Linked DNA regions of Homo sapiens: region 1 is linked to region 2. A link is a loop called in an ENCODE intact Hi-C map of the cell type or tissue named here. Cell type or tissue: CD4-positive, alpha-beta T cell. All regions are shown on one strand. Each heading gives the region's core, and the rest is flanking DNA. Links, peaks and the distances in the headings are about the cores only. Region 1 holds the start of LOC124901462 (a long non-coding RNA gene). Region 2 has its middle 37 kb from the start of TTLL2.

Region 1 (2,908 bases), core at 1-2,500, 160 kb after region 2:
CACTTCCTCTTCAGCAAGGGCACAAAACTGGATGGAGAATGAGTTTGACTAACTGACAGAAGTAGGCTTCAGTAGGTGGATAATAACAAACTCCTCTGAGCTAAAGGTTCATGTTCTATCCCAATGCCAGGAAACTAAGAAACTTCACAAAAGGTTACACGAACTGCTAATTAAAATAACCAGTTTAGAGAGGAACATAAATGACCTGATGGAGCTGAAAAACACAGCATGAGAACTTCATGGAGCACACACAAGTATCAATAGCTGAATTGATCAAGCAGAAGAAAGGATATCAGAGATCGAAGATCAACTTAATAAAATAAGGCCAGAAGACAAGATTAGAGAAAAGAATGAAAAGGAACAAACAAAGCCTCCAAGAAATATGGGACTACGTGAAACAATCAAACCTACAATTAATTGGGGTCCCTGAAAGTGATGGGGAGAATGGAACCAAGTTGGAAAACACACTTCAAGATATGATCCAGGAGAACTTCCCGAACCTAGCAAGACAGGCAAACATTCACATTCAGAGAATACAAAAAACACCACTAAGATACTCCTCGAGAAGAGCAACAACAAAACACATAATTGTCAGATTCTCCAAATTTGAAACAAAGGAAAAAATGTTAAGGGCAGCCAGAGAGAAAAGTCAGGTTACCTACAAAGGGCAGCCCATCAGACTGGATATCTCTGCAGAAACCATACAAGCCAGAAAAGAGTGGGGGGCCAATATTCAACATTCTTAAAGAAAAGAATTTTCAACCGATAATTTCATATCCAGCCGAACTAAGTTTCATAATGAATAAAATCCTTTACAGACAAGCTAATGCTGAGGGATTTTGTCACCACCAGGCCTGCCTTACAAGAGCTCTTGAAGGAAGCACCAAATATGGAAGGAAAAAACCATTAGCAGCCACTGCAAAAAACACACCAAAATATAAAGACCAACAACACCATGAACAAATTGCAACAACTAATGTGCAAAATAATCAGCTAGCATCATGATGACAGGATCAAATTCACACATAACAATATTAACCTTAAATGTAAATGGGCTAAATGCTCTAATTAAAAGACACAGACTGGCAAATTGGATAAAGAGTCAAGACCCATCAGTGTGCTGTATTCAGGAGATGCATCTCACATGCAAAGACGTGTGAGATAATAAAGGGATGGAGGAATATTTACCAAGCCAATGGAAAGCAAAAAAAGCAGGGTTGCAATCCTAGTCTCTGATAAAACAGACTTTAAACAAAGATCAAAAAAGACAAAGGAGGGCATTACATAATGGTAAAGGGATCAATGCAACAAGGTAAAGGGATCAATGCAACAAGAAGAGCTAACTATCGTAAATATATATGTACCCAATACAGGGGCACCCAGATTTATAAAGCAAATTCTTAGAGAAATACAAAGAGACATATACTGCCAAACAAAAATAGTGGGAAACTTTTAACACCTCATTGTCAATATCAGGCAGATCAATGAGACAGAAAATTAACAAGGATATTCAGGACTTGAACTCAGCTCTGGATGAAGCAGACTTAATAGACATCTACAGAACTCTGCACCCCAAATCAACAGAATATACATTCCTCTCAGCACCACATAGTATTTATTCTAAAATCGACTGCATAATTGGAAGTAAAACACTTTTTAGCAAATGCAAAAGAACTGAAATCATAGCAAACAACCTCTCAAACCACAGTGCAATCAAATTAGAACTCAGGATTAAGAAACTCACTCAAAACCTCACAACTACATGGAAATTGAACAACGTGGTCCTAAATGACTACTGGGTAAATAATGAAATTAAGGCAGAAATAACAAAGTTCTTTGAAACAAATGAGAACAAAGAGACAATGTACCAGAATATATGGGACACAGCTAAAGCAGTGTTATGAGAAAAATTTATAATACTAAATGCCCACATCAGAAAGCAGGAAGGATCTAAAATTGACACCCTAACATCACAATTAAAAGAACTAGAGAAGCAAGAGCAAAATATTCAAAAGCTAGCAGAAGACAAGAAATCGTTCTTTTGTGAGCCTTCTGTTCTCTGACGTGTGCTGCTCTAACCAAGTTTCCTAAATAGGGGAGAGAATGTCTTTTCCTTTGCAATTTCTAGATGACTTGGGTAGTCCTAAAGTTTTGGTGGCTCTCCAAGATCATTTAGGGCAGCTAATATGTTATTAGTTTTTGTCTGTTTTAGCAAAAATCTGCAATTGGCATTTCCCATGTGATGCTGCGTGTTGAGGGCTCATCTGCTTCTCGTCCAGGACGACATTTCCAGCTTCATCTTTGATCTTAACCCTCCCGGAGGCATACTTGGTTTCCTGACAGCCGCTGCAATACACAGTCTTGACGGTGCCATCCGGGTACTCCCTCCTCTTGAACCGGGCTGTGTGGATTTCTTTCTGCCCGTTGCTGAGCACAATGGTTTTGTCGCCGTTCCTGAGAGGAGAAACACATGGTAAGGCGGCCTGTGCCAGGGTGGAGGCCAGTGGGGGTTGGGGGAGCACAGAATAATGCCCCCACCCGGGTCTGGAGCCCTCCTTCCAAATCTCGTTAGATGAGGGTGCAGAAGGCCACGGGCAGGGGCAGGAAAGGTGCACGGGGGGCTCAGGGAATCGGCAGAAACTCGGTGTGGGTGAGAGAGGGCAGGTGGGGAGGGCCAGGAGGCAGGGCGGGAGGTCAGCCGCATCTGCTCACCTGCAGGCTGAAGCCTGTGCTGACAGCTGGCTCTGATGGTGAGAGGGATGGCAGGGTTGACACAGGGAGTGACAGAGACACACATTGAATCATTTCAGAAAAGTGGCCCCGGAGGTGACAGGGAAGGTTCTGACTGCTGTGAGGAAGCTGGGGGAGTCTATTGTAATTGCCCAGGGGAGAAATGGTGAGAGCGGGA
Region 2 (2,916 bases), core at 237-2,736:
GCCAGGTGTCCCGGGGCACGACCAGCCTGGGATCACTTCACGTTAGCTTCTTAGTTTAAGGTGTCCCAGGTACAGGTAGCAGAACTGCAATTGCTAAGGGTAAATGAGGGTCACCCTGTAGTGACACATTCTTTGGAAAGAGCTCAGAGAGAGACAGCAACACTCCTTTGTGCTCTCCATCTGCCGGCAGGGAGATATTTTCTAGTTCCCTCTTTCCTTGGGGCTCTAACCTTCAGAGAGTGTCCTCTTTAAGCATGGATGCAGTTCCAATTCCCAGACAAAGCCCTTCATCCTATCCCAGCAGAGCGACTAAGGGTCAAACCTCCTGGAGACTGCAGAGGTCACCAGGGCAGCTGCAGGTCAGGTTCGAGTCTGCGTTCCAGCACCCTCTGGGATTTGTAGCCCCTTCCATGAACTTGGGTGCTCATTTCCCAGGGATTTTGTGATTTGCTTGAGCATTCCTCGGTATTTGTAGTGGATGTGTGGCTGGGATGTCTGATCTGCCCCATTGCCAGGGCAGAATCAAGGCCGCTGTGGGGCATCTGCTCCTCCGTGACACAACGGACCTCCAGATGGGCCCTTGAAGCTGCTGAGACTCACATTGTCCTGTGAATTCCTGGCTCCCACCCTTTTTCTTTTTGTCCTAATATTTCAGCCAGTGCAGCTGTGTGTCTTGTTAGAATTTTTGCCTTCACAAGCTGTCATTTAGGCTCTGACTGGGCACATAGCAGCAAAGTGGGCACTAGAGCATTTGTTTTCTTGAGTGACCTCCAGCAAACATTCGACAAAGAAAAATTACACTTGCTAGTTTGCAAAGGCCATGCTGAGCGATTGATTAATATTAACGCCAGTCTTCTGAAAAAGAAAAGTATTTATAGGTCTGTATTTTATTTTTGTTTAAAAGACCTAAAACTTTGACTGTCAGCTGGTCCATGTAGAAGGTCTCTGATCAGTTAATTTTCCAGCAGGAATTCTAAGTTCTGTTACTGTTCTTGGATATATTTATCAGACATTCAACAGTTCTGCCTATGGCTGATATTTCAAGAACAGAGTGAAACAGAAGTCCCATTGTTTCCCACTCCTTCCATTTTACAGGTGCAATTGTGTGTCTCATGCATGGTTCTTATACATTCATACAAATCAGCCAAGAGTCAGGCATTGATATGTACCAGGCAGAATTCAGTTGCTCTCAGCTGTTGACCCAAAGAAGAGCCCCCAGTTTCTGCAGGGTGTTCCATTAATATACAACCGGAAAACAATCTTTTACCATTTTGTGCTAAAAATTATTTTAAGGGGTAGAATTTTTCCTCAGTTGTCAGATTCTTCACTGTATTCATTTTGCTTAAATACAGTTTGTGGGCTGGGCATGGTGCTCACACTAGTTATCCTGGTGCTTTGGGAGGCCACAGTGGGAGGGTCTCTTGAGGCCAGGAGTTAGAGACCACCTGGGAAACATACTGGTGCTTTGGGAGGCCACAGCGGGAGGGTCTCTTGAGGCCAGGAGTTAGAGACCACCTGGGAAACATACCAAGACCCTATTCCTTCAAAAAATAAAATATTAGCTGGGCATCATGGCATGCTCTTATAGTCCTAGCTACTCGGGAGGCTGAGGCAGGAGGATCACTTGAGCTCTGAGTCTGAGGCTGCAGTGAGCCATGATCACACCATTGCACTCCAGCCTGGGTGACAGAGAGAGGCCTTGTCTCTAAATACACACACACACACACACACACACACACACAGAGACAGACACACACACACGTATATGTGTGTGTGTGTGTGTGCTGCCCCTTATCTGCCAGAAACTGCTAACAGTTGACAATACAAACGAAAAAGAAGCAAATGGATATTAAAAGAACAAATGGAGGCCATGTGTGGTGGCTCACGCTTGTAATCCCAGCACTTTGGGAGGCCGAGGTGGACAAATTACTTGAAGTCAGGAGTTCGAGACCAGCCTTGCTCACATGGTGAAACCCTGTCTCTACTAAAAATACAAAAATTAGCCAGGTGTGGTGGCGAATGCCTGTAATCCAAGCTACTCAGGAGGCTGAGGCAGGAGAATCGCTTGAACCTTGGAGGTGGAGGCTGCAATGGGCTGAGATCACACTACTGCACTCCAGCCTGGACAACAGAGAGAGACTCCATCTCAATGAAAAAAAGAACAAATGGAAACTCATCAATTAAGTTTAACTTGGCAGCTTTTCTTTTTTTCACAAACACATCAAGCAGCTGTGAATGCACCCCACATGCAGGCACTGTAATCACCTTCCTGTTCCTGTAATGAAATAGAAGCAGTGCAGCAGTATTTCAGCAGGCTCCACAGTGAGTTCCTCAGCGTCCAAGGGTTCTGTCTCCAGTACAAGGTGAAAATCACTGTTATTCATCCCTGGAGGATACCATAGAGGGTGAATTATGGCTCTTTCCTACAATTTATTATCCAGCTGAAAACTGCAAATCAATATGAAAATGTCAAGTTGAATGTTTACCATAGCAAGAGTCAAAAGCATTCAGAAGCAGAGGGCACCGACTGTGGGGTTCATAATGGAGATTTGACCTCAAACATAGGGACTCAGGGAGTCAGACAGCGTATGGGTGGGAAAGGAAACTTTCAGCCAGGGAGATCACTTGAGCAAAGTTGGGAGAATCTAAATTTTGTGCTTTAATGAGACCGAGATCATTCTGCCCAGAGCAAGATGTTCAAGTGTAAATAAAAAAATGATAAGAGCAGGTACAAAAATGCATGTTGAATACCGGTTCTTTATGGAGTGTGCCTTATCCTGTTCAGGCTGCCATAGCAAAGTGCCATAGACTGGCTGGCTTGTCAACAACGGTGTTGGGGCTGGAAGTCCATAACGAAGGTGCCGGCAGCTTCACTGTCTGGTGAGGGCTGCTGCCTGGTTCACAGACGGCATCTTC

Evidence for each region. A loop is a pair of places that touch in the nucleus more often than their neighbours do. Peaks named below come from ENCODE experiments on the same cell type or tissue, not always from the same donor. Only the 100,000 strongest peaks of a DNase experiment are listed, where the experiment ranks them.
Region 1: it touches region 2 in a loop (16-fold over the local background); 18 of 110 quality-filtered maps call a loop at or near these places.

The regions. Positions count from the first base shown.
Region 1 is chr6:167,196,036-167,198,943 of GRCh38, reverse strand. It overlaps LOC124901462 (a long non-coding RNA gene), which reads left to right and starts at 2,039. Exons shown (of 2, transcript XR_007059877.1): 1 at 2,039-2,473. It also overlaps the pseudogene TCP10L2. In CD4-positive, alpha-beta T cell, for the core only: no CTCF peak of the experiment used is centred there; no DNase peak of the experiment used is centred there.
Region 2 is chr6:167,360,778-167,363,693 of GRCh38, reverse strand. No RefSeq gene overlaps it. Among named protein-coding and RNA genes, the nearest start is that of TTLL2, 37 kb to the right of the region's middle. In CD4-positive, alpha-beta T cell, for the core only: no CTCF peak of the experiment used is centred there; no DNase peak of the experiment used is centred there.